Linked DNA regions of Mus musculus: region 1 is linked to region 2. Evidence: chromatin loops called from intact Hi-C (ENCODE). Cell type or tissue: heart. All regions are shown on one strand. Each heading gives the region's core, and the rest is flanking DNA. Links, peaks and the distances in the headings are about the cores only. Region 1 has its middle 17 kb from the start of Ndufs6. Region 2 holds the start of Irx4 (Iroquois homeobox 4).

Region 1 (12,446 bases), core at 1,862-9,861, 51 kb after region 2:
TGGAGGGGAACAACCTTGCAGATAAAAGGAGGGAACTTTAAACTGCATTTCTGGTGCTTCAGTTGATAAAAGGTGGCTAGTTAGCAGAATTATAGGAGGAAGGAGCCAGGGAACAATGATGTCTCTGCCACAGCATTTCATCTTTCATATCAAAAGTTTAATTCAATTAATAAGCATTTTTGTCAACCTCCCTCCCCAAAACCCTCAACTTCAGTACATATTTCTTTTAAATTTGGGGCTAAATTGAATTGTTCTGTTCATAAATTAAGTGAGTCTTGTAAATAATTACACTTACCACAAAAATACATCTTAAAATAAAGATCTGGAATAACACAACTTGAGGAGGGACTCGTGGTGTTCCCTGTCCCCTTTAAGATTCTTGCTGGGAACACCTTCCTATGTTGTCGGCAGACAGCAGCAGCAGGCAATTTTGTGACCAAAGTCCAACACAGGCCTTAAAGCACAAAGAAACCACCCAAGCATCCAGAGCCCGGAGCCCCACGGCAGCAGCAGCGACAGGGCCTTTATTCACAGCCTGGCAACATCACAGCTGCTCCCACTGCTAGGTACCAACTACAAACAGGTTCTCCCCAGCCTCCCACCCTCACTACGGGGGGGGGGGGGATGAGAAAAAGTGCCTGTGGCTTTCAGAAGTTGGGGTTTGGGGCAGGGGATTATTTAAATGATACAAGTAAAATAACACAGCTACCGCCACACTGCTGTATTTTAGCTCCCCATACACTTTACCTTGGTTTCTATAATCAGTGAGGCTGCATATGCAGTTTCATTCTGACTTCCCAGGCCCTGTGGTGAAGACTGTTGCGTCATCCTCTTCAGTCTGTCAGCTGAGCTGCAGCCTTCCCAGGCACAAGCACTGATCAGTGGTCCCCATACACAGCTCCAGAAGATGCAACAGTGGGCCAGCATTCTTTGTCTGGGAAGGCAAAGGGGCTAAGGATATAGCTTATCAGCTTTAATGCCTTCTGTCCATCCCAGGAAGAGTCAGGATCATATGGATCCTGTCTGCCAATCCCTCCTCCTCTCTCAGTGTAGACTGACTCTCTGTAGGGGCTTGTGCTGTTCTTTAGATTCTTTGTGGGTACCCCACCCGCCCAGAGGAAGGCTGCGTTCCTTTTAGTAACAAAGACAAGAACTACAAGAGCTCACTTGAAGAGTGTTTTCCTCCTGTGGTGACGTCATCATAGCCTGCTCACCCTCATTTTAATGATGCTGTGAAGTCTCATTTTTAATTACCTGGGCAGAAAGGTTCCGACTCCATCCAAATGCTCTCTGCCGCAGAAGTATCAGCGCTCCTAACCAATTACCCACATTTCCATCTTACTTATTGCAAATGTGACCTTTCGTTAGAATTTGATTGTGAGCCTCCTGCTGTGAGCAATAGCCATGTCTTGGAGGCCTGTTCTCTCTGCCTCCTGACTGCTGTTACTGTTAATCCCCTTTGATAGCTGGAGGACAGATGGGTGGGACACAGAAGCGGTGACACAGGGAGCCCAGACTGCCTGGTCTCCTAAACAGTCCCATATCCATGACAGGGACAGAGCCTAGAAGCAGGTGTTCAGACTGTGGATGAAGCAAATAATCCTCTGTAGTTCCAGGACCTTCTTAGCCCATCGCTGCCACCCACATTTGACACAGAGCTTTGGGGGAATTCTGGTGACTAGGAAGCTTGGAGAAAGTAAGGTTGTGGCTGTTAATCAGGGTGATTTTCCTGCAAGGAACACTTCAGCACATCAGACCTGAGTCTGAGGGGCATAAGCCACAGAGACCCCATGTGGAGTGTGGGACAGGTCTTTCCATAGGAGGAGAATGTTACTGAGGACTGAGGCCCATAGGGAGTCCAAGCCGTCTTCTAACAGCAACCAAGAGAACTTGAAGAATAGGGAGCCAGCCTGCAATGGTAAGGCTGACTAGGGTGGGGGCAGGCGGGGTGTCACAGGGTCTCAGACTCTTGAGTGAAGCCTGAGGTAGCTGTTAAAACACAGCTGGATGGCTTATCCCTTTCCTCTTCCAGGGGGAGCTCAGACAGACCAGTTGTGGGGAGAGGAGAGACAGAAACACACGGGCCCTTTCATCCAGCTGCAGCCACTACTACAGATCACACACAGAGATCAGAACCAAGTACCTCACTATGTGGAATTCAGATCCAGGAAGCTAGAATCAGGGCAGGAAGTGCTGCGGCCTTCAGCCTGAGAGGCATTCGGAGCTACTGCTGATACCCGTGGACAAGAAGTGAGCCTCACAAGCTCGTCTCCCAGAAGGTAACCACAGCAAAATGTCTCTAACTGTAGAGGGGTAGGGGTGGGGGGCGATAGAAAGGATAGGCAATGGGGGGGACAACAGCAGGCAGAAGTGGAAGGTGGCGAGGGTGGAGGATCATGGTATGGTGATGGACAGTGATAGTGGAATGATAGTCCTGACTGCTCAGTAGTGTTGGAGAGTGGTCAGCAAAGCTGGACACTGATGGCTGGAACCAGCGGGACACGAAGCGTGCATGATGCTCACCTGACTACCTCCTAAGTGCCTCTCTCTTCTGTTGTCCTGGTAGATCCTGACCTCATCACTTCTGGGCAAAATCCTGGTCACGGGGAAGGAGAATCCCAGATTCCAGCTCCTAGATAGGGTCCCCAGCCCTGGAGTGACAACTGTAGGTACCCTGTGACCACCCCCCAAAAGCATTAAATAACCAATAAAAGAACTAAGCACAGGCTCTGTACAGGACACAACAATTCCACTGCTAGACACCTACCTAAGGGAATTGAGGACAGGGAAGAGATACTACCCACTCAAAGTCACAGCAGCATCCTTTAACCAAGCACACACTCGAGGATGACAGACGTGAGAACTACAGCCGTGCCACAGAGCACTGAAAGAAGGGATGTTCTGACTCTTGCCCCAACACAGTGGCACTGAGAGATATTATGTCCCATACATTAGCTAGTAGCAAAAGGCAAACACTGAATGAACCCTGTGACTCCCTAGAGTGAGCAAACTTGTGGAGACAGAGGGTTCAGTGGGAGAACCCGGGGCTGGGAGAGGAAGGAAGATTCGTGTCTCTTGGTGACAGAGAGTGTTCTGTAGATGGGCAGTGATAATAATTGTACACTGTATACATAATGCCATGAAATTTAACACTTAAAAGTGGCCACAGGGTGAAGTCTGGAGCTGGACTCTAGCCCGGGGGTAGCATGTTTGCCTGGCATGCACAAGGCACTAGGTTCAATCCCCGGAACCCTAGGATAAAGGATTAAATGGTGAACTTCATGCTTATATTTCACCATGGTTCAAAAAGTAATATAACTACCAGACTGCTGCATGCCATGCTTTAAATGTCTTCTTTGTGGATTTGATGCCATGAATTGTTTCTCAATGACATTCGTTGTTACGCTGACAGCTACAGTCCAGCTGGGAAGACGACAGTCCTTCCTGTCGCTGAAAATGCACCATATTCCTGCCCCACAGACCTCGCAGAACCCGCCTTTGCTTCCACTTCCAGATCATCTGTATGAACACTGCTCTGCCCAACTCTAAGCCATTCCTGACACTTAGCAGCAACATCTTCCCTGGGATGGAAACCGAGCTGCCTGGATTTCTAAAGGTTTAGTGGTAGCAGCCTGGACCCTCCCCTACCCGGGCTGAATCTCCATCTCATAGGACCAGACTCAAATTCATAAGTTCTATGGTAGGCAGATACACAGTCACAGGTCCTGCCTGTGTGCTGACTGACCTGTCTGATCTCCCTCTTACCTGCTCACACTAGTTCTGGCCAAACTTTAGGTGGGACCACCTTGCTCCACCCTGCACCAAATGCCCAACAAGCACACCTGGCTGGTGTGCGCAAACGCAGCCAAGGCAGTTGAACTAACAGGTGGAGCTAACCATAGAACCTGAGCAGGGTACCAGGTAGGAAAGACCCAGAAAGGACTCTGTTTGCCTTTGATCACTAGGGTTTGAATGGCAAGCCTCCAGTGTAACACGTCTCAAAGGTGCTGTTTTATTCTGCTCCTAAAAGGTTTGTTGTTTTTGTTTTCAGTTTTGTTTTTTTCCTCCTGGTCGTAGGCTACACGAGGTTGAATCTGAAGACTCTGAATCAATCTCTAAAAACACAGTAGCCACACTGAGGACCACCACTGTATATTAGTCCCCCGTGGAGCCAGGATTGTTCTGAAATCACAGCCTTTTCTTGTGCCATGGTGGACAACCACTGATCACAGACTCTTTAGAAAGAACCCCAAGGCAGAGCCAAGGCTTGCCTCTCAGAGAAGTCAATCCTAGAAAGGGCTGGGTAGTTCCCCAGTGCCATTTGTGAGCCTCTACTCTCACATCTCCTTTAAGTCCCACAGCCCCAGGCCCCAACACCCTGAAGAGTCAGGAGAACACACCATGGCAGCTTCGGTTGTTATGCATCCAATGGAAGACAGCTTTAACATGCTGTCAGCCATTATTCCTGAGAATAACCCTGGAAAACAGAGCCCACACTCAACACCAGAGGTTGTTAGCACTCCCATACAGAGCGTGAAGCTGGGAGCGATGTGGTAAGGGTAGGGAGATGGCCAGTGTGGTCAGCTGCCTTTGAAGGCTACTCCCAAAGTGTGCCCCCATCTTGGCAACTGGACTTAAGTGGGTGCTCTTCCACCACAAGCTCTGAATTCTGAATGTGCCAGATATCCCAGTGAGCAAGGCCAGTAAGAAGGTTTCAGCGTGGGTTGCGAGTCCCCATCCTGTCTCACTTCTGCTTCGTTCCTAGGTTCGACACAGTATTCCCAGGAGCGGAGACTCAGCATGGAGATTAAGTCGTTAAGGAGTGCGGGGGGACACCTCATTCATATTTCACAAGACTTAGTGCATTTAGAGCACGATTGACTGGAATTTAATTGGGTTAGACATTATCAGTTTAAACTTTAAATAACTGCACAAAAATGAAATTTAAAATCCCCCGTGTCTGGTGGATTAGCACTGTAATACTAGAATGGCCCCCGAGGAGAGGGGAGGTGAGCATTGAGCACCAGAGTACCGTGCCGGGACTCTCAGCCTCCGTCCCAGTGAGCTGCCTTCTGTCTCGGTGGCCAGCGGATCTTGCTGGCCGCCACAGCGGTCTGCAGCCTCATTGATCACCTCCTTGGTGCAGTAACAGGTCATTCTCATGGCAACCTGGACGAGGAGGTGCTGGAGCTCGAAGGCTGGGAAGCCACAGCCGCCAGGGGGCTCAGTGCCTGCCTCGTCCTCAGGGGAGGCTGCCACCCACACACCAAGCTAGACTTGCCCTCAGCTGGGCAAGATCAAGGCACTGCTCAGGGGTGAGAAATCAAACCCTGGCCCATTCTACCTTTGAAGGGTTTCTGTTTCCCTTAGGCCTGTCATGTTAAAGGAGGGGCTCACTCAGAGGCTGTACCTGCTTTGGGGAGACAGAGCCTTGCTTCCCTTGGCTTCTAGATATCTCTCCAAATAGCTGTTAATGTTGCCAAGAGCAGATTTCAAAGGCAGTATCATCTGCAGATTCTGGGCCTCTGCACAGTGTCAGGTGTGGTCATCTCCAAGGACTTGGACCCAGCACCCCAGCCTCTGGGGTCCCTGTTACTGAGACCAAGAGGACAGCTGTGCACTACTGCCCTCTGGTGGGCAGGCAGGGGCCAGTTAGGCATGAGTCCTGGCCTCATCCCAGAGCCACCCCTTGCCCTAGTCAAGGAAATGCAGAGGACTGCTCCCTGCAGGGACTGGTGGGAAAGTATCAAGGCCTGTGCCTGGAAGCTGGGGTGTCCAGGCAATAGATCACTCTGGGGAACATTAGTCCACATTCCTGTCTTTGCACCATATCCCACGACTGATGATATTTTCCAGAATGTTCTGTGTGGCGGTAGAAGTCAGAACAGCATCCAAATCTTCCTGTACAGCACCCACCTTACATTCTTGGAGAAGTGTCTACTGATCTCAGATCCTGCCCCTTGTTCAGGGCTGGGGTCTCCTATATAGGAGCTGTTGCCCTGCCAGGACAACTTTTCACTCACCACCCTGGACAGTGTATGAGCTGGGGCAGGGGCTGTCATGCCATCAAGGATGGTCAGATAGGGCTCTGGGCCAAGTGCTGCCCATCTGTCTTGCAAGCTCCCAGTGTATTGTCACTGCCCATGGAGGGACCATCCCCAGAACGTACAGGAGGCAGGTAACCCTTAGAGTATTAAAACACAGGCCAAACCTAGCATCTGTGAACATGGTGAAGCATCAGAAGTGTGCCTGTGGCTTCTAGGCACATGTTCAGGTGAGGCTGTGTGGATGTGTACAGACACCTAGGAACCCTGAGTCCCCACACAGATACAGCCCAGCATGCCCTCGCTGGCTCTGTCCTTTCCCAAACCTTCTGTGGGCAAACAAGTAGCTTGAGTGTGCCTTGGTCTATCAGATGGAGCTGTTGCCCCTTTTCTAGAAAGAACCAATTTCCAGAAAGTGTCCTGTTTGTTATTAACCCATTGGTGTCACGTAGAGCACATGTCACACGTAGTGTGCATGAGTAGCCCCTAATGTGAAGGCCACTTCCATCTTCTTCTTCAACTCAGGAGTTCGGCCACCTGGGTTCAGGTTGGGTTCTGATAGAAGGTGAAAAGAATGAACGTTTGCCAGAACCAGGATGCTCTGGGAGACCCAAGCTTTCCCTTGTTTAACCGTGCATGTAGTATTGATTCTCAGGACAAATTAATAACCCCTTAGTCAGAATGGCTAAAATTAAAACATCCCAAGAAATGCTTGCGTGGATATAGGGAGAGATAAACACTTACTCACTGCTGGTGGGAGCACAGACTGATGCAGCCACTAGAGAAACCAGTGTGGATGTTCCTCAAAAATGGAGACATAAGAACCAGGTGCATCACTCTTGGACACATTCCCGAAGGATTCTATTCTACTACAGAGATACTTGCTCATTCCTGTTCATCGCTGTTGTGTTCACAATAGCCAGGAAATGGAAACAGCCTATGTGTTCTTCAACTGAAGAGTGGATAATGAAAATGTGACACATTTGCACAACTGGATCTTATCCAGCTGTAAAAACAAAATAAAATTCACAGTAAATAGATGGAGCTAGAAACAATCATCCTGAGTGAGGTGACCCAGGCCCAGGAAGACAAACGTCACATCTCCTGTCATACATGGATTGACTCTTCAGAAAATAATAAGGGGCCATGTACAGGGGGAGGCAAGATTCAAGGCATGGGGGTAGAACATGGGTGGGGTGAAGTGGGAAAGGGGAATAATAGAGCAGAAATCCTTGAGTAGGGGAAGGGCTTGAGTCCAGGTGGGTGGTTTGAAGGAGAATAGCCCCTATGGACTCACATACCCGAATGCTCACATACCAGGGAATGGCACTACTTGAGATTAAGAGGTGTGGCCTTGTTGAAGGAAGTATGTCATGGGGGGGCGGGATGGGGGAGCTTTGTGGTTTCCAAAGCCCAAGCCAGTCCCACTTCTTGGGATGTAGAACTTTCAGCTACTTCTCTGTTAGGTCTCCAATCCAGGACAAACAGATGAGGTGCCTATTTAATATAACAAAGCAGACCTGGCCTCCAGGTCCCCCTAGCATCCTTCAGTTCACACCTGTTATAGGGTCCTCCTGTCTGGCATACCCTGCTCCCTACCCTAAACTTCTCCAGCCCAGGGGCTGGGCTGCCCTTCCGCACATATTCCAGACATTGCGGTTATCTGGCCTTTTCTCATCTACCCTTTACCCTCCTGGCCTCTTGATCTGATTCTTCCTTTCCTCTCTCCTTACATGGCTCGGGTCATGGCCACTCTGAACCTACCAGATGTCCTTGTGTCTGGCTATGCTCTCCCCTTTATCTATAATAAAAGTCCTACTCCGCCATACAAAGCCTTGTCCTTTCCTTTTTATTCCGTTTATCCATTCATCTAGCACAAACCCAGAACCAGTTATATCCTTTCCTTTTTAACTTCTTCCTTTCAGTCAGCTATGCTCCCCATCATGATGACAATGGACTGAACCTGTACAACTGTAAGCAAGCCACAATTAAATGCTTTCTTTTATAAGAGGTGCCATGACCATATTGTCTCATCACATCAAAAGAATACTAAGACACCAGAGTAAGAACAGAATATAGGGAAGAATAATTAATACTAAAAACCTTTGAAAGAGACTGACTGCAGAAGCTTCCTACATTTACACACATGCACACAGATGCACACACACACACACACACACACACACACACACACACACACACGAGTTTGACTGGAATTCCTTATAATGTGGGAGGGATACTATAGATAACAAATAAAAAGCCTAGTGCCAAGTATGGGTCATCTCTTTTCAAGTTGTTGTCCATGAGGTCCCAAAACATAGCAATTCCCCAAATATTAAAGGCTATTACCACTGTTAACTATCATACAGAACCTAGCTAAGACCCTATTGCTGACCCACACTGTCAGCCATACTATGGAGAAATCCACACTGTCAGCCATACTATGGAGAAATCCGCTGCTACTCACCTGGAAGCATCGTCCCTACTTGAGCGGGTTCATAGTGCTGGAAGGTGCTCTGCATGCTACCAGGGAAGAAGGCATCGAGAATCTTACCCATCTGTGAACTCTGTGGCTTGACAGGCTATGTCCCTTACAACAGGGGTAATCAACTACCTTCCGATTACATTTAAGGCCGATTACACAAGAAGGAATTTATGCCTGACACCATTAATTGGGCCAAGAATCTGTGGTTGGGTAGGTCACAGACTAGCAGCAGAGAAGCTGCTGCTCTCCTTCCACTAAATGGACACAGTGTTAAAGGGCCCCCGAGTACTTATCTTTATTCCCAACCCTCATTAGAGGATCTTCATTTTGCAGTAAATGGCAATTAACGTCAAAACCCACTACTGGTCACTGTGCATACAATAATAGACTATAAATGGGGCTCCTGCAGGTGTGCAGAGAGTAAGAGACTATAAAACGGGGCACCTGTGGGTATGCAGAGAATAAGAGACGATGGATGGAGCTCCTACATCATACTTCCTCACTCTGAGATCACCAAGGAAGAAGGGGCAGAAAGACTGTAAGGTTGTGTTTAGTGAAGCAGTTTTCCGTATGTGAACTCACCACAGCTGTGACTATGTGCACAAGACCTGCACCAGATCATCATAGATAGGGAAGTTGTCTGTCACAAAGCCCCACCCTAGCTGAGGAGCTGCTGGGAACTGATGGCTGCTGGGAAAGGAGAGAGAGTTTTCTTCAGGGATGCAGCCTCTGAGAAGCTATCCACATTGCAGTAGGTTGTCGTACACCCACTCGCAAATAGGCAGCACTAAGTGGACTCTATGGCTTTAAAAATAGAGTGCATAAGAGCACATAAAGTGATAGGAGGGGCTGGCAAGATGGCTCAGTGGGTAAGAGCACTGACTGCTCTTCTGAAGGTCCTGAGTTCAAATCCCAGCAACCACATAGTGGCTCACAACCACCCATAATGAGATTTGATGCCCTCTTCTGGTGAGTCTGAAGTCAGCTACAGTGTACTTATGTATAATAGTAAATAAATCTTTAAAAACAAAAACAAAGTGGTAGGAGATAAACTTGGAATTGGAGGAGTAAGCGATCAAAACACGTGATGCATGTATGAAAATTTCAAACAATAAAAAACTAAGAGTGACTCAGTGTGATCCAGAATGACTTTGCTGAAAGAATCTGGTGTGGTTTTAAAATTCAGTATTACTAGCAATACTACCTAGTTTCTCCAGTGTTGGGGATATTTCATAGCTGATAGTGATGGTTGTACACAGATGCGTGCATTCAAGAGCAATTGCTGCCAAGCTGAAGAGGACATCTGGTGACTCGAATACTCAAGAGAGCATAGCTTCCTTCTCCACTCACTTGGTGACTACAGCAGGGCACGATGGGAGACCACAGCAGAGCATGGTGGGAGGCTGTAGCAGGGCATAATGGGAGACTGCAGCAGGGCATGGTGGGAGACTACAGCAGGGCATGGTTCAATGCAGAAGTAGGTGTGAAGTTTACCAGGTCCTGTGGTCACTACTGTCAGCATGGCACCACCACAGACTACAGTGTCAACATGGGGCCCGAACATGGTGAATTTTTTTCTCTGAAATTTTCAGTAATTGATAAAATATTCTTTTTGTAAATCTTTTTCATGGGAACAGTATTTTCATATGTCACATTTACTATCAAAATTTCATATAGTATACAAAGATGCATAACTGCCCCCCCATCCCCAGAATTACCTAGTCACTGTTCTAGTAAATATATCTGTAGATGAGAGCACACATGAGCAGAATGGCTGCAGTGGCCAGCATCCGAGCCATTTTACATTTTCTGAACACTCAATTCATGTATATATTCTAGACAACAATGACTCATATTGTTTCTACACCTCTGTGTCATCTCATTGAATTAGCAAAGAAATCAAATCAGAACTATATTATTAATCTGATCTGCCCATTGCCAATAATCCTCCACAGATATCCTTATGTGTAAGTCTTCATAACTTGCAGGTATGTAACTCACAGCACAGCCTGGTGCCAGCTCACCAGAGATGGGGATCTGTGCCTCCCCACACCATGGCCTCCTTTTCTTTCAGAGCCTTTACTCCTTCCCTCATGCCCACCTTCCCTCGTGCCCACCTCTCACGTAGACCTACGTCACAGAAGACCAGGGTGTTCTCACCACGCAAGCTGCGTGTGACTTTTCTCTCTTTAAAAGAAGTAAACTTCTGATGTGTCCAACATGAATAATAATTCTCCTACTCAAAAAAGCAGCAGGAGTGTGGAGTAGCTGAGACAAACCAGGCAGTAAAAGACTGAAGATTGAAACTGGAGCATTAGTGATCACATCAGATGAGAATGGGTGAGACCCCCCAGCTAAGGGACAAAGGACCTCCGCTGGATGGCAACGCTCCTACCAGACCTCACTCGTAGTAAACATGTGACCTCACCGTAGAAATAGATCCAGCAGCAACTCAAGGAAGCAGTTCTGGCAATCTGGGGGTGCAGCCCACCACGGCAGGAAGCCAAGGCAGCAGCAAGGACTTGGAGCAGCTGCTCACACTGCAGAAAGCTGGGAGGGGGTGCCCTGTCCCTTCCGCCTTTCATTCATTCTGGGGCCTCGGCCCTTGAGACGATGCCACCCATATCTCTCCTCAGTTAAAGCTTCCTGGGAATACCCTCACAGAGCATCAGAGGTGACTCGTAGGTCATTTTGAACCTGTCAGGTTGACAATGAAGATATTATCAGTCAAAATGTCTGAATGAAGGTCAAACTAAGGGCTGGAAAACAGGCTTGAAAGCAGTGTTACAGGGAAAAAAAAAACCTTCATAACTCTGAAAGACGCCAGTCACTGAAAAGACATTAGGTAGGAAGCTGAAAGCAGTTTCAACAATAGTCTTCATAAAACTAAACTAAACTAAAACTAACTAAATAATAAATGAATCTAAAATGGAAGAAAAGGGTGAGATGGAAAGAGAGGTCCTGGTCCCTCACTGAGACTGGCCAGACACACATACAAGACTTTCCTAGGAATTAGCCACCTAGTGGACTGTGAAACAAACCTTACTGATTTTATTTTCTAATTCATCTTTATTTTTACTCTTTGAGAGTATAATATAATCACATCATTTCCCCCCTCCCCTTGCTGATTTTAAATGGCTGAAAGTACACAGAGAATATTCTGAGGCAATAACACAAATCAGCCCAAGTGGTCACCAGGTATCCCGTGCACTTTACTGTTTGTACTGGCTGATCTCATGTCAACCTGACACAGCTAGTGATCAGAGCAGAGGGAGCCTCAATTGAGAAAATGCCTCTGTCAGATCCAGTTGCAGGCTAGCCTGTAGTGTCTTTTATTTAAGGATTGATGTGGGACCCCATCCATTGTGGAAGGGGACACCCCTGGGCCAGTGGCACTGGGTTTTATAAGACAGGCTAAGCAAGCCAGGGGGACCCAAGCCAGTAAGCACCACCCCTCCATGGCCTCTGTGTCAGCTCCTGCCTCCAGGTTCCTGAACTGTCTGAGTTTCTGTCCTACTTTCCTTTGGCAAAGAAAGTGCTGTGCAAGTGTTAGCCACATAAACCCCTTCCTCATCACTTGCTTTGGCCATAGTGCTTTATCACAGCAACAGTAACCTAAGATACCCTTAAGTAACACATTTGTAATGTATTTAGACTGGGTGCTGAAGGTGTGGCTCAGTGGTGCAGTGTCTACCTAACATGTATAAGGCCTGAAAATCCACATGCCTAACATATTTACAAATGAGTGTAATGAAGTGACAACCTTTTGACTCTGAAGGGTGGGGGGGAGGGGTAGCTAAAGCTGAGACTAGAGGGCAATGCATAGCTTTAAATATAAGAAAAAGAGAAGCGTCACACTGACAAAATAAATTATCCAACTGAGGAAGTTAGAGCATAGCAAATAAATGGGGGGAAAA
Region 2 (12,446 bases), core at 1,513-9,512:
CATCTGAAGTGTCTTTCACGTCAGAAGGTGGCAGACATCCAGTGGGTGGATTCAATCTCAGGTCCCATCCAGAATGGTTGTGTGTCTCCTTGTCTAGGCCACTGCTAAATGTTCCCTTTGCTCTCCGTTCCTGGAAGGCTTCATTGAGTATGACATCATCAAATGTCTACAACATCCTCTGTGCAGGAAGCTGTACACCAGGGACCCCAGGAAATCAGAAAACAATAAGCATGGGATATTGATGAGCATCCATTCCAGCCTAGCAGAGAGAGAACAGGAAAGAAAATCAGACTACATGGAATGAATGTCAGGCAATGAGCAAGTAAGAGAGTACTGAGTCTTGCTTCCTAGGGCACTATCGGAAGGTTCAGGGGCAACTTCATAAAGTTAGAGACCAAGAATGTAATGAGATCTGCCCTAGAGGACACTAGAGTCGCAGAGGAGGAAGTTCACCCACCTAAAAGTGGTATTGACATAACAAGAGACTGGGATGTTCAGTCTGAAATAGTAAGTGCTTAAGGGATGGCACTTTCAGGTACCCCCTCATTGTGAGTTGGTTTATGTTCCTAATGTCCATCATATCAGAATGGGACCTTATTTGGAAGCAAACACAATCATGATGATGTCATGCTACTGCGGAATGGGCCCCGACCAACCTGACTACAGTCCTTTAAAAAAAAAAAAAAAAAAAAAAAAAAAAAAAAACGGTGTGCGCGTTCCACAGAAAGCAAAGGCAGAAAGGCCAGCAAGTGTAGAGGGAACTCTAAAGTCTGCCAGCAACTAAAGGAGAGGAGACCTGAGCCAGCTGCTCCTCCAAGAACCCTGTTGCCAACCCCCTGAGCTCATGCCTCTGGACTCTGAAACTTTGAAACACAGGTTCTGCTGTCTGCGTCCAGCCCGTGTTTCAATAGAGACACACAGGCAGCCTCCTGCCAGAGAACCTGGAGTCCAAAACCCGAGCCACAGTTTCCTCCAGGAAGACTGAATCGTGGACAATAGGTGCAGAATCCTCACCCTTTCCAAACAGAAAATGAAAAGGTTGTTAAATGCACAAGTAATTTTAACTGATTCATTCATTGATCTGGCTACTTTTAAAGTAAGACAGGAAGTATTTCTGTCATGCTTTGAAGTTGTGTTCCACAGCTCCGTCTCCCCCCTCAGGTTATTTTATAGCCATTATGAATGCGTTCCTTTTATCTGGGGCCTTCAATTAATTGAATTTCAAAAAAAAATACTATGAAACATCTGTGTGTGTGTGTGTGTGTGTGTGTGTGTGTGTGTGTGTGTGTGTTCCTTGGGGACAGTCTTGTGTGATGTGCTGCCACAGTCATTAGCAGTGGCCATTACGATGGTCACTGCCTCCAGCTACTCTTGAGTTTAACTGGGGATTTGCCCTGTTCCCTCCACTGGCCAGAAAAAGCACTTAGCTTTTCAGGGCTGCCTTTGGGTCACTGGTCACTTCCCTAAATGACCTCTTAAAGGGGACATACCAGTGAGAACTAGACAGCCCACCACAAATGCAGGCCAATTTGTAAATGTTCTCCGGCTTCATGGGCTTTTCCTGGTTATTGCTGACTTGACCTCACCTGGTAGGAAGCCCTGGTGAGGAACACTAGAGACCAGGTCCAAATGCCAACCCGAAGTAGAAAGTCTGATGAATGATCAGGTCTCGGGAGGAGACCAACCTCCTGTGTCCATCCTCTCTTCTCATTTCCACACTCACCTGTGAAGACATCACTGGGTGACATCACCCAGTCACCAAATTGTTTTCTGCCTGCAATTGCATGCTTGTGTGGATGTAGCAGCCCTTGGACAGCAACTGTGCCGTTTATTATTGTCACCATTCAGTGCTGTCTTAAGTGTTCTGCTGCTGTAACGACCGTGCTAACTCATATAACTCATATAAAAGAAAGCATTTAACTAGGGCTTGCTTGGAGTTTCGAAGGTTTAGTCCATTATTATCATAGCAGGGAGCATGGCAGCATGCAGATAGACATGGGGCCGGAGAAGGAGCTGAGAGTTCTCTACATTTGGATCTTGGCAGGAGAGAGAGAGAGAGGGAGAGAGAGAGAGAGAGAGAGAGAGAGAGAGAGAGAGAGAGAGAGAGAGAGAGAGAGACTTCTGTAACTTCAAAGCCTACCCCCATAACACATTTCCTCAAACAAGGCCACGCCTACCCCAACAAGGCCAACCCCCCTAATCCTTTGAAATAGTACCACTCTCTGGTGACCAAGCAGTCAAATCTGTGAGCCTCTGGAGGACATTCTTATTCAAATCGCCATAGGTACATACTTTTTCTCCAGAAACCTCCAGACTGGAAACCTATGAGGTCCCTGTCTTAAGGTCCCTCATCTGTCTGCTGTTTAATTTTTCTGAGGCCCCATCCACAAATACCTGTCCACTCACAGGCCACCTTTGTACATTTCTTCTCTGCCTACTGAAGCTCTTCGGTTTTATGCTAGAGCAGACGTGTATGTGGTATTTATTCACACACGCCTTTCCACGCTGGCACCTTCCTGAAAGATTCAAACTCAGCTTCGTGTGGCTGACTTTTCCAGCCTGGGTCTTTGTAATCTGAGGCTCTGTTTGGTAACTAAGCCCAAGCTCAAACCTATGGAAGGATGGATAGTGTTTGAGTTAACAGACTTTCATTGTTAAATTCGCATTGGAAAATGTACGGCTGCATTTTGGGTTCTGAGAGTCAGCCTGATGGTCCGGAAGGGAGAAGAGGAAACCCTAGATTTTCCTCTCTAGGTTTTGTTCTGACGCTGCAAGGATAACCCAGAAGGAACAGAGGAGACTAAGTTGGGAGCTGTTTCTCCTCCGTCCCAGATGCAGTCATTCTCAGCACTGACCGGCGTTCTACCAATCCTGTCCCTGGCCACTGTCGCCATGTCTCGTCAGATGCTACGCTGTTCTGCTGGATCAGGACAGCCTCCAAAGTACTCAGTGACTCTTCCTGCCAAGGATGACCCTTGGCCCAATCAAAACGTTTTTCCTCCGGGTCCCCAAAGAGGGTTGGGCAGGAGGACAAGCCCGTGGACGACATAAGAATGATGGACACTGGGCAGCTTCGGGGCCAGGCCTCTGTAAGCTCCAGCTGGAGGCTCAGCCCCAGATGCCTGTGCGTGTTCTAGCAAAGTCCAGGTGAGGAGGAGGCAGCCACGTGGCCAAGCCCCAGGGGCACAGAGACTTTCATTCCAGATCACACTCTGGCAGCTGCACCAGGAGGAAAGACAAAAGGGAGATTGAAAGAGGATCTGAGGGGCACAGCCGTGTGGGCAGCATCAGCTTAGTCAGCTGCCAGAGCCGCCCACCTGCTGGTTCCTAGCACTGTTCCCTGAAGATACACCTCAAGCTGCAGACCCACTTTCCAGATTGACCACCCACTCTGAAGCCAGAAAAGGGACTTTCCCTGCAGGCCCCCTAGCCAAAACCTGGGGTATTTCCATCATTTCTACAAGGTGCCAGTCCGGGGAGGGGGTGGGGGGGCAGAACATATCAAGGGGGCTCAGGGAAGCTGCCTTGCACAGTAGGTGGTGGCTGATATCTGTAGCTGCTTCACCCGGTAGTCAAAGCAAGGTCAAGTCCAGCAGCATTCAGCCAAATGAACTCTAAATTAGGAGATGGCACCTGCTCTTCCTCCCATGGAAGGCTCCAGAGCTCCAATTAAACTCCTATGCTGGGGTGGGGTCGGGGGATGGGTGCCACCCATGTGGGCTGGGTCATGAAGATAACACAGGCCATGATTTGTGCAAATGGTGTTTCTAGACTGTGGCTGGTACTTTGGGAAGCCTCGGTGAGCATGAAATGAGTCAAGTCAGCTAAGGTTGTAACACTCATGAACACATACATGCACCTTGCTTGTTTTAACTTTAAATGGAAGCTAAGGCTCACGGGAGAGGTACCCATGGGCCCGTCTCTGTCTATGCAGTGAAGTGCAAGGAGGTTCCTACAAACCCTAAAAAGAGCCCCAAAACAAGGGGGAAACCAGAAATGCCTGCTCCTTCCCTGGGAGCAGGCATGCCCCTATTCTCTACTTCCTTCTAGTTGGAATTAGACAAGTCTTCCCACCTTCCAAATGGATGCCTCCATCCTTCCTTAAATAAATAAAAACCCCTCCCCCATTTGCCTCCCAGGCTTGAAACAGAAGGGACAAGACCCAGAATCCAGGTCCCCTCTCCTAGCTTATTGGGGGCTATACCGGTGGCCTAGCAGGTTTCCAAAGCAGCCAGAGATTAAAGTAGTATCCGACCTACAGCAGCCCCTGGAACTCCAACTCAGCCTGGCTGGGCACTGCTGGATGGGTGAGGTCTGCAGCCACAGATCAGCTACAGGCTGCTGGGGAAGCAAGCAATTTGGAATTACCCCTCCAGCAGCTGCAAAGAGCTCCGAAGGGGTGGGGGGGGAGCAAAGGGGGAAAAATCAGAGATAACTTTCTCCGAGGTTATCTAACCCAACAAATCTCAAAGGTCATTGAACTGCTGTGGGTGAAGAGAAGTAAGTTGGGTCTTTGAAGTGAAAACTATGCAGGAGGAAGGGGTGTCCTGCAGAAGCCCTGGGGCTCTACAGGCCACAGCCCCTTCCTGCTCTAACTGGACAGGTGGTGCTCACACCGGGCCTCTCTCCTATACTGAGACCTTTGTAGGGCAGCAAGTCCACAAAAGGAGTCTTCAAGGGAGCGAAAGGCAAAGGCTCTGATACTGAACAGGAGGTGAGAGGGGTTCTGAGCCTGGACCTACCACTCCTGTCTTGGGCTCCAGCCTCAGGCTAAAGAAACCAGTGAACATCTGTCCTCTTTTGTGTTCCAGGTCAGAGGCCCAGCTGGATCCTGATAGTCCTGAGTAAGCTCCCGCCCAGAAAGGTCACAGATCTACTGGGATCCTCAGCAGTTTCTGTCAAATTGGACTACGGATTCCTCTTGCTCAAGTCTGTGAGGAAGACTTGCTGCCCAAACAGCCAAGAGCCAGGTTGGTTGGGACTATTGTGACCACAAGAAGGGAACCAGAACTGCTGCATTACAGTGGGTGGTGTGTGTGGAAAGTCGGGAAAAGTGACGGGGGGGGGGGTGCTTGAAAGCCCATTTTACTCCCAAGGATAGCATTGTGAGGGCAGAGTAGGTAGGGTCTGCGAAGAGGAATCTCTGTCCTAAGAGTTGAGGAGGCACATTTCCCAAGCAGACAGCATGGGTAAGGAAAGGAAACCATTTAGAGACCGGTCCGCGTGCCCAAGGCCTCTGGATCCACAGGGCAGGCCAAGCATTTGATCAAACCAGGGACCAATGTCCTCTGCTGTCCTGGTAGGGTTGGGCTGTCCTCTTAGGGCCCAGGCATTCTCGCCAAACCATTCTGAGGAGGCCAAGCCTGAACCCTCACCCTCAGGAACCCCTCATGCCAGCCCCTACACCCGCGCACCCGGTGCGCGGCCAGGGCGGAGGGGAAAGTTGGCAAGCGTTGGGCGCCCGCGGGGGGAAAGCGTTAATGGGCGGCCGGGTGGGAGCAACTCGCTCGCTCGCCCACGTCACGCCGGTGCGGGCTCGGCTGACGACCGCGGCGCCTGGGGACGCCGGCGCGCTCTGCTCTCCAGGTGCTCCGCCTGGAAATGTCTCCATTAGTTGTCGCTTGCTCCCCGCCGGAGCGCGCGCGCCCAGCGGCCGCGCAGAGCCCTAGCGGGCAGCCAGGAGTGGCCCGGCGCCACTGCAGGTAGGCAAGGTCCCCACGCCCGCCCCCTCCCGGGGTTCCGAGACCCCTCCCCCCCTTTCGAGGAGGCGGAGGAGGCAGAGGCTCCGCGCGGCCGCCGAGGGGCGCGGGCGGCGGAGGCGGCGGCGGCAGCGGCGGCGGTGACTCCCCGGTGCGTCCCGGGCTGCGCGCTGCTCCCGGAGGCCCTGGCGCCTAAGCGGCGCGGGCCGGCTCTTTCCTGGCGCAGGTAAGAAATTGTTTCTGCTGCTCAAACTTTGCGAGGATCGCTCTTGCGCCGGAGGGGACAAAGTTTGCTTCTAGCGGATAGAGGCTTTGGAGGTCGCTGCATTTGATGCAAGTTTTTGGTAAGCGGATGGGAAGGACCCGGCATCCGGGTACGGGATGCTCGGGTCCCCGCGGACCGTGTTGGCTTGCGAGGGATAGAACAGCTTGTGCTGTTGGACCCCCTGAGTGCGCTCCTTCCTTCCTTTGGCGGCGCCGAACGAACGAACGTTCCGTGGGGGTGCAGTAGGAGAGCTGAGGAAGAGAGGGCCAGAAAGGAGGGCATTGGGGGAAGCAAACGGGAATTTCAACGCGTGTCCCAGCAGCTCACCCCACTGGCTGAGGAAAGGGAGCAGTGGTTGACTGCTAAAGAATGATCTGAGGCAAGGGGAGGGTGCCCGCACCACGCAGCATCTCTGGCACCTAGGGCGTCTTTCTGAGCCTACACCAGTTGAGTGTCCAAAGTGGACCCAGGCATCCCAAGCTCCGGCCTAGCCTCAGACAAAAAGGCTCTTTCTTGGTGCCTGGCTTCTGTTTTGGCCTTGTGTTGTACTCAACTTCTCTCTGGGATAGAATAAGCTCCCACGGAGCTCTTGGTGTAGCTAAAAAGTGCTCCGAGGATCACTCTGGAGAGCCGGGACTTAGGTGGTGGCAGGAATATCAAGGCCAGATCCGCCTTCCTACAAGCTCTCACCAGTTCTGTGGCCATTATCAACCCTAGACTCCCAATTCTTGGGGCTAACTGCTCCCTGCTCCACCCCTTTGGTATCTGATCAGGCCTTCGGTCTCTGATCTCTTGAAGCCCTCTCCAAAGGTGATCAGTTGCCCACACTGCAGGAAGCCAAGTGGTCTGGCTACTGCTAAATGGTGGTTTATATTTAGGGGCCCTAAGAGTTTCTAGTCACAGCATGAAGCATCTATGCAAGATTGTTTTAGCTGAAGGTCCCTGAGATTCTGGGACTCCTGTCTGTTCTTAGAGAGCCCTGTGCCTCTACTCAAGGCTTGGTCTTTGAAGAAGGCACCCTTATATCTGCAGCAAGGATGGCCTGAAGAATATCTCATTTGGTAAGAGAGCTTCAGCCAGGTAGCAGTTTGTCAGCAAGATGTCGAGGTGGGTGCTGGCCAGTAGCAGGACTGGCCAGTAGGGACTGAGTGAAGACAGAATAGTTCAGTGGAGTCCTGACTAGCCCCTGCATGGGGTAGATGAGGTGTGGAATGTGAGTCTGCATCTTCGGGGACACAGTGGAGTCCAGTGCTCCTGGCTCCTAGGCCCAGGCCCAGGGACAGGGTAACTAGGGATAACAACAACATCTGGAGCCTGGAAGCTCTGACTGGAAGGCAGACCAGAATGCTGCTGCATTGAGGACCCAAGGAACACCCTGAGACTCCTTCCCCAGAGAGGGACTCCAGCTACCATACAGGAGTCCACTAAGGAGAAAAGTGGAAATCCTCAGGATTAACATTCCAAACCCAACCCCAGGAGTCCAGGGGAAGAAAACTGAGAATGTTCATTCTGGGTGCACTGCTTGCTGCCAGCTGAGTGCCACACACAGGCCTGGTCTTCCTTCTCCTTCCCAACCAGTCTGTGCTTACCACAGAGTCCCCAAAGCCTGGGCCTCAGGAACGAAGGGACAAAAAGGCCCCTCACTGAGGTACACCAGTCTACTGCTGGGTTCCTGCTTCCTACGTTCCTCTACCTCCATTTACAGAGCCCCTCCTCTGCCTGCGCTTCATCGTCAAAAGAAAGCAAGTTGTTTGTAAACAATAAATAATGAAAGTAGTCGTCGTCGGATGTTCAGCCAAAGCCTCAGTAAAGCCTGAAAACTGAAAGAAGCTAGAAGCGGGTTGGGGGAGGGGAAGAAGCAGGAAGAGGGAGAGGCTGAGATTCATTTCTACTCGAGAAGCCCCGGTGGCTAGTTTCTTATTATTTACAGGGAGGAGGTATTAGCAATTCAGGTGAGAAAGAAATAAACACAGCTTGCCATGAAATCAATACAGAATTCAAAAACAATTATTAATGTCATTCGACTCGTGTTCTTTATATATATCTCTCCCGGCTACCAACGCTAAACTGCCTGAATAATTTGCATGGGGCAGCTATTCATTATTTGCGATGGTTTCCTTCTTTGCAAGCAGTTCGGACGTGGCCGGCTGCGGTCCAGCGCGATCGGAGAACTCGTATTTTCATCTGTAAATTAAAGCAATTACGCAGCAGATATTATATGATGTGTACTGCGGTCTCCAGATAGTCATCCATCACTTTCAACCAAGCTGTCAGGGCCGGCAGATTTCGTTTCTGGGAGGCAGCCTTGCAGCTGGGGAGAGGGCGCGAACGTCATCATTAATTAGAGGGTGGCCCTGGGGCGATTCGCAGGTCTGAACCCAGGAATCTTTAGGAGCAAGTCTGCACAGCTCCGCGATGAGCGGCTCTGCTGCTGGCGGAGCGCGAAAGGCTGGCCTGGCAGGCCAAAAGAAGTAGGGGCGAGCCAGGCTCTGGGAAGATCGCGGCATGAAAGCCCTGAGAATTCGGGGTGCCCTGGTACACCAAACTCCGCGCACAGACCGCTCATCTCCGCTTTGACCTCGGGGCAATATCTCAGGGCCCAGATTAGCGCAAGAAGTCTTGAGAGGCTACTGGGCCTCTCTCGCAGAGCACCTTACACTCCGGGCTAGAAGCTATGTGAAGCAGACCAAAGGGTGCCAGGACTAGGCGCCCAACGCCCCTTTCCCTGCACCTAACCCTGCTGCTCCCTAGGATCAAGGAGCCTACGGGAAGAGCCCCGGGCCTAGTTTGGAAATGTGCTCTTCCCAGCGAGCAGCGGCGTCTGGCAGTCTCTGTCTTAGCCTTGGGATGCGGAAGGCCACAGAGGGCGACCAGAAGAGGGAGGGGAGAGGAAATGAAGTGAAGCCAGACGGAGCAGTGGCATGACCTGGAGTGAAGGGGGAGGGGCAGTTTCCAGGGACAGTGAGCTGCCCAGAATGGCACACTCAACCGGTAATAGACCCGGGAAGCCCCGCAGTACCTGGCTTCACCGATCCTGAAAGTGCAGGACTCCAGGGAGGGCGTGGGAGACATGCACACACATCTGAAATTACGTCGCCATCTGAATGCGGGCTCTCCTGTGGTGGCAGTTGGTTCTAAAACTCTGCTTGGTGCAGAGTAGAAACTGCTGAGAGGCATTGCTGAGATTCTTCTAAATCTAGGTGGTGAAGAAGTGTGCAGAGGCACGCTGTCCCATTCTCAGCGCGAGGGGCCCGCCGGGTTTGCAGGGCCCATGTCCTTCCTCCCTGGGCGCAATGCAGCGAGGGCAGCGGGCGGCTGCAGCCAGCGCCCGGCTAATTTAACTGTTGATTACATCTTCACTGAAGACTCACTCGTGTGTCCCTTCATAGGTCTCATTTGTAATTGAGACTAATGATTACAGTGGGGTGTGAAGGAGCAGCTGCTCGTTAATTAATTTCTAATTAAAAGTGCCTTCCGTCCTCCGTGACTAAGGAGAAACACCGTTCGTCGGGGCGATATTGACTCCTTGGATGGAGTTCATTTGTTAAAGCTCGATGGCCCTCAGCCCTGCTATCGCAGACATGGATCGTCTGTGCCCCGCCCGGCCAGCATCCCTGTGACCTGTCTGAGGCCAGGCCAAGCCACAGAGTGGGCTGACGTCAACGCTTCTGTCGCTTAAAGCCGCGCACATCTGACTTGACAGACTCAGTTTTTTGTTTTGTTTTGTTTTTGTTGTTGCTGTTGCTGTTCTGTTTTGCAAAATATGTATTTCTATCATCGCAGCGAGGCCAGTCGGTCCCAGAGCCCTGTGAAGTGTTCAGACTTGGAAACTAAGAGAATCGCTAAGAGAAAGGTCACTCACTTACTTACCTGGTTAGGAAAGTTTGAGCAGCATATGGGTGAACTAACCACCTCTTGCTCTGTCCTCCCAGAGCCTAGGATCCTACAACTCCGGAGCAGTGCCCACGCTGTGCACAGGACCCCAACGGCCCCTCAGACCTTCTTAGGCCGCACCCGCCATGTCCTACCCGCAGTTTGGATACCCCTATTCCTCTGCTCCTCAGGTAAAGGGACTCCTACAACGGTCTGACAACGGGGATGGGAGAGGGAAGAGCCACCACTAGATGTCATTTCCCACATAAGCATGTCCTTGACTGGCTGGCCCTTATACTGAACAAACATGACTTGTGTGGAAGGAGGATTAGGGGAGCTAGTAAAATCCTGTTAGTGGATCTGAATTCCCTCTTGTTTAACCCTTCAAACTGTACCCTGGGGGACCCTAGCAAACACTTGGGCCAGACATGCTTGTTGAGAAGGCACACAGGACCTTGGAATTCCCATGGAGGATTTGAAAAGCTGGCTGGACCCCCACACGTGGCCAAAGAAAGTGAGGCCTAAGCGTGGCCAAAGAAAGCGGCTGATGGGGGAAAAATTCATGTCTGTCATAGGTAGCAGGAGGCCCCTAGAGACACGTGAGGTCCTTGAGGGTCCAGCGCCCTAGTCTCTGTCCCCTTGCCCACTCTACGATTCCTCCCACCACAGTTCCTGATGACCACCAACTCCCTGAGCACGTGCTGCGAGTCGGGCGGCCGCACACTGGCTGATTCCGGGCCTGCAGCCTCGGCACAGGCGCCCGTCTACTGCCCTGTCTACGAGAGCCGGCTGCTGGCCACTGCACGCCACGAACTCAATTCTGCCGCCGCGCTCGGCGTCTACGGGAGCCCCTATGGCAGCTCGCAGGGCTATGGCAACTACGTGACCTATGGCTCTGAGGCATCTGCTTTCTACTCTCTGGTAAGGGGACAAATACCCTCCCACCATCCCAAGCCCCGCCCCGCCCCGCCCCGCCCCGTACCTTGAGTTTGCTAAGTGTACTTCCGCCCCTGGCACGAGTGCCCTGGATACCCTACAGGTTGGGGTAGGAGGGAAAAATGAACGTCAGCTTTGCCTCCTGGTCCGAATTCTGCCCAGGTTCAGATTCCGCTTGATAGATCCGTGAGACCAGGTGTCTAAAATGTTGCTTGTATTTTTAGTTTGCGTTGAACTCTGATCAGATTCCCGGCTTCCCAGAGGGGTGACTCTCAGCTTCAAATTCCTTCAGATTTGCCTTCTGACCATAGTACAAATTCATTCCCCTCTCCCTCTCCCTCTCCCTCTCCCTCTCCCTCTCCCTCTCCCTCTCCCTCTCCCTTTCCTCCTCCCCCCTCCCCTTCCCTCTTCCTCCCCTTCTCCCCCCCCCCTCTCTCTCTCTCTCATGCACCCTAGCTTTCCCCAGCTCCGACCCTTCCCTCCCCCTCTTCAAAGCCTCTTCTCTACCGGGTTCATCATCCCTAGGCCTGGTGGCCTCTCTGGAATCTTTACCAGTCCCTCCTCTTTCTTTCCTTCCAAGCTTCTTCAAGAACGCCCTCCTCCTCTCTTTCCCTTCCTCCACCTATCTCACTTTCTTTACCTTATCTTCACCCCCTGATCTACAGGCACCCCATTTCCCTGTAGGCACCCCATTGCCCACCCTCTTCAGGTCCCCACTTTTGGGAAACTGAGCGTTGTGTGAGTCCAGGACATGTGTTGCAGTTTGTGGGCAAAATTTGAGAAGACTCCCCTAGGAGTCTAAGCTACCCTAAGATAGCTCATTGGGTAGTGTTTCTAGCTGGGTCTACAAAAGCTGTGGTGGCTTTTACAGAACAGCTTCGAGTCCAAGGATGGCACAGGATCTTCACACGCCGGCCTACCACCCACTGCAGCTGCAGCCTACTACCCGTATGAGCCAGCTCTGAGCCAGTACCCATATGACAGGTGAGGAATTCGACCTCCCTCGCTGACTACCACTACAGTCCAGCTGCCAACCACTCCATCACCACCTCCAGATCGCCTTCTGGGGGGGGGGGGGACTGGGAGGTGTGGAAGGACCAGAAGAGGGGACAATTCCCTCAAGCAGGTGTTCTATCCTACCCTTACACACACACCTATGTTGTTGTGAATGTAGAAATTCTCTCGTTGCTGTGATTTTCAAGCAAATTGATTCTAGAAAGTTCAGTCCACTAGGCTGCCTCCTTGAAGGGCCCAGGACAGCTTCCTGCACCCCAAGACCCTCAGCTCAGTTGGGTGTCCAAGCCAGGTCCACCAGCCTTACGGTGGGAATTAAGGAGGAAGTCCCTTGGCCTTCATCACCCATGCTGGGGACAGCTCAGCTCACCACCCCATCTTCCTATGGAACCATTACCAGTTCAACTAAAAACTCCTGGACCTTGCTCCCCAGTTGCTCTAGGCACAGGTTCACGGGTTGCTGGTTCATAGATCCCTGATACCTTTTTCTGTTTTACGGCTCAAAGTGGTAAGAGGGAAAACCATAAAGGATCAGAGAAATGTCCCTACAGAGTGACAGACAGGCCATGACATACTCGCTGTCATTTTAATGGCATCATCTTGGCCCACAAAAGGCAAGGCAATGCCCATAACCACAACCCACCCCAGGGAGGCACAGC

What was found. A loop is a pair of places that touch in the nucleus more often than their neighbours do. Peaks named below come from ENCODE experiments on the same cell type or tissue, not always from the same donor. Only the 100,000 strongest peaks of a DNase experiment are listed, where the experiment ranks them.
Region 1: a loop joins it to region 2, with 2.3 times the contacts of the local background. A loop is called at or near these places in 12 of 42 quality-filtered maps.

What each region holds. Positions count from the first base shown.
Region 1 is chr13:73,305,128-73,317,573 of GRCm38, forward strand. No RefSeq gene overlaps it. Among named protein-coding and RNA genes, the nearest start is that of Ndufs6, 17 kb to the right of the region's middle. In heart, for the core only: a CTCF peak has its summit at 5,623 (motif pointing left); no DNase peak of the experiment used is centred there; H3K27ac peaks cover 3,119 bases; H3K27me3 peaks cover 502 bases.
Region 2 is chr13:73,254,952-73,267,397 of GRCm38, forward strand. Irx4 (Iroquois homeobox 4) reads left to right here and starts at 5,546. Exons shown (of 6, transcript NM_018885.2): 1 at 5,546-5,925; 2 at 9,897-10,028; 3 at 10,507-10,758; 4 at 11,645-11,757. The coding sequence starts at 9,984. In heart, for the core only: a CTCF peak has its summit at 5,602; DNase peaks (open chromatin) are centred at 3,640 and 8,940; H3K4me3 peaks cover 5,362 bases; H3K27ac peaks cover 6,823 bases; H3K27me3 peaks cover 6,467 bases.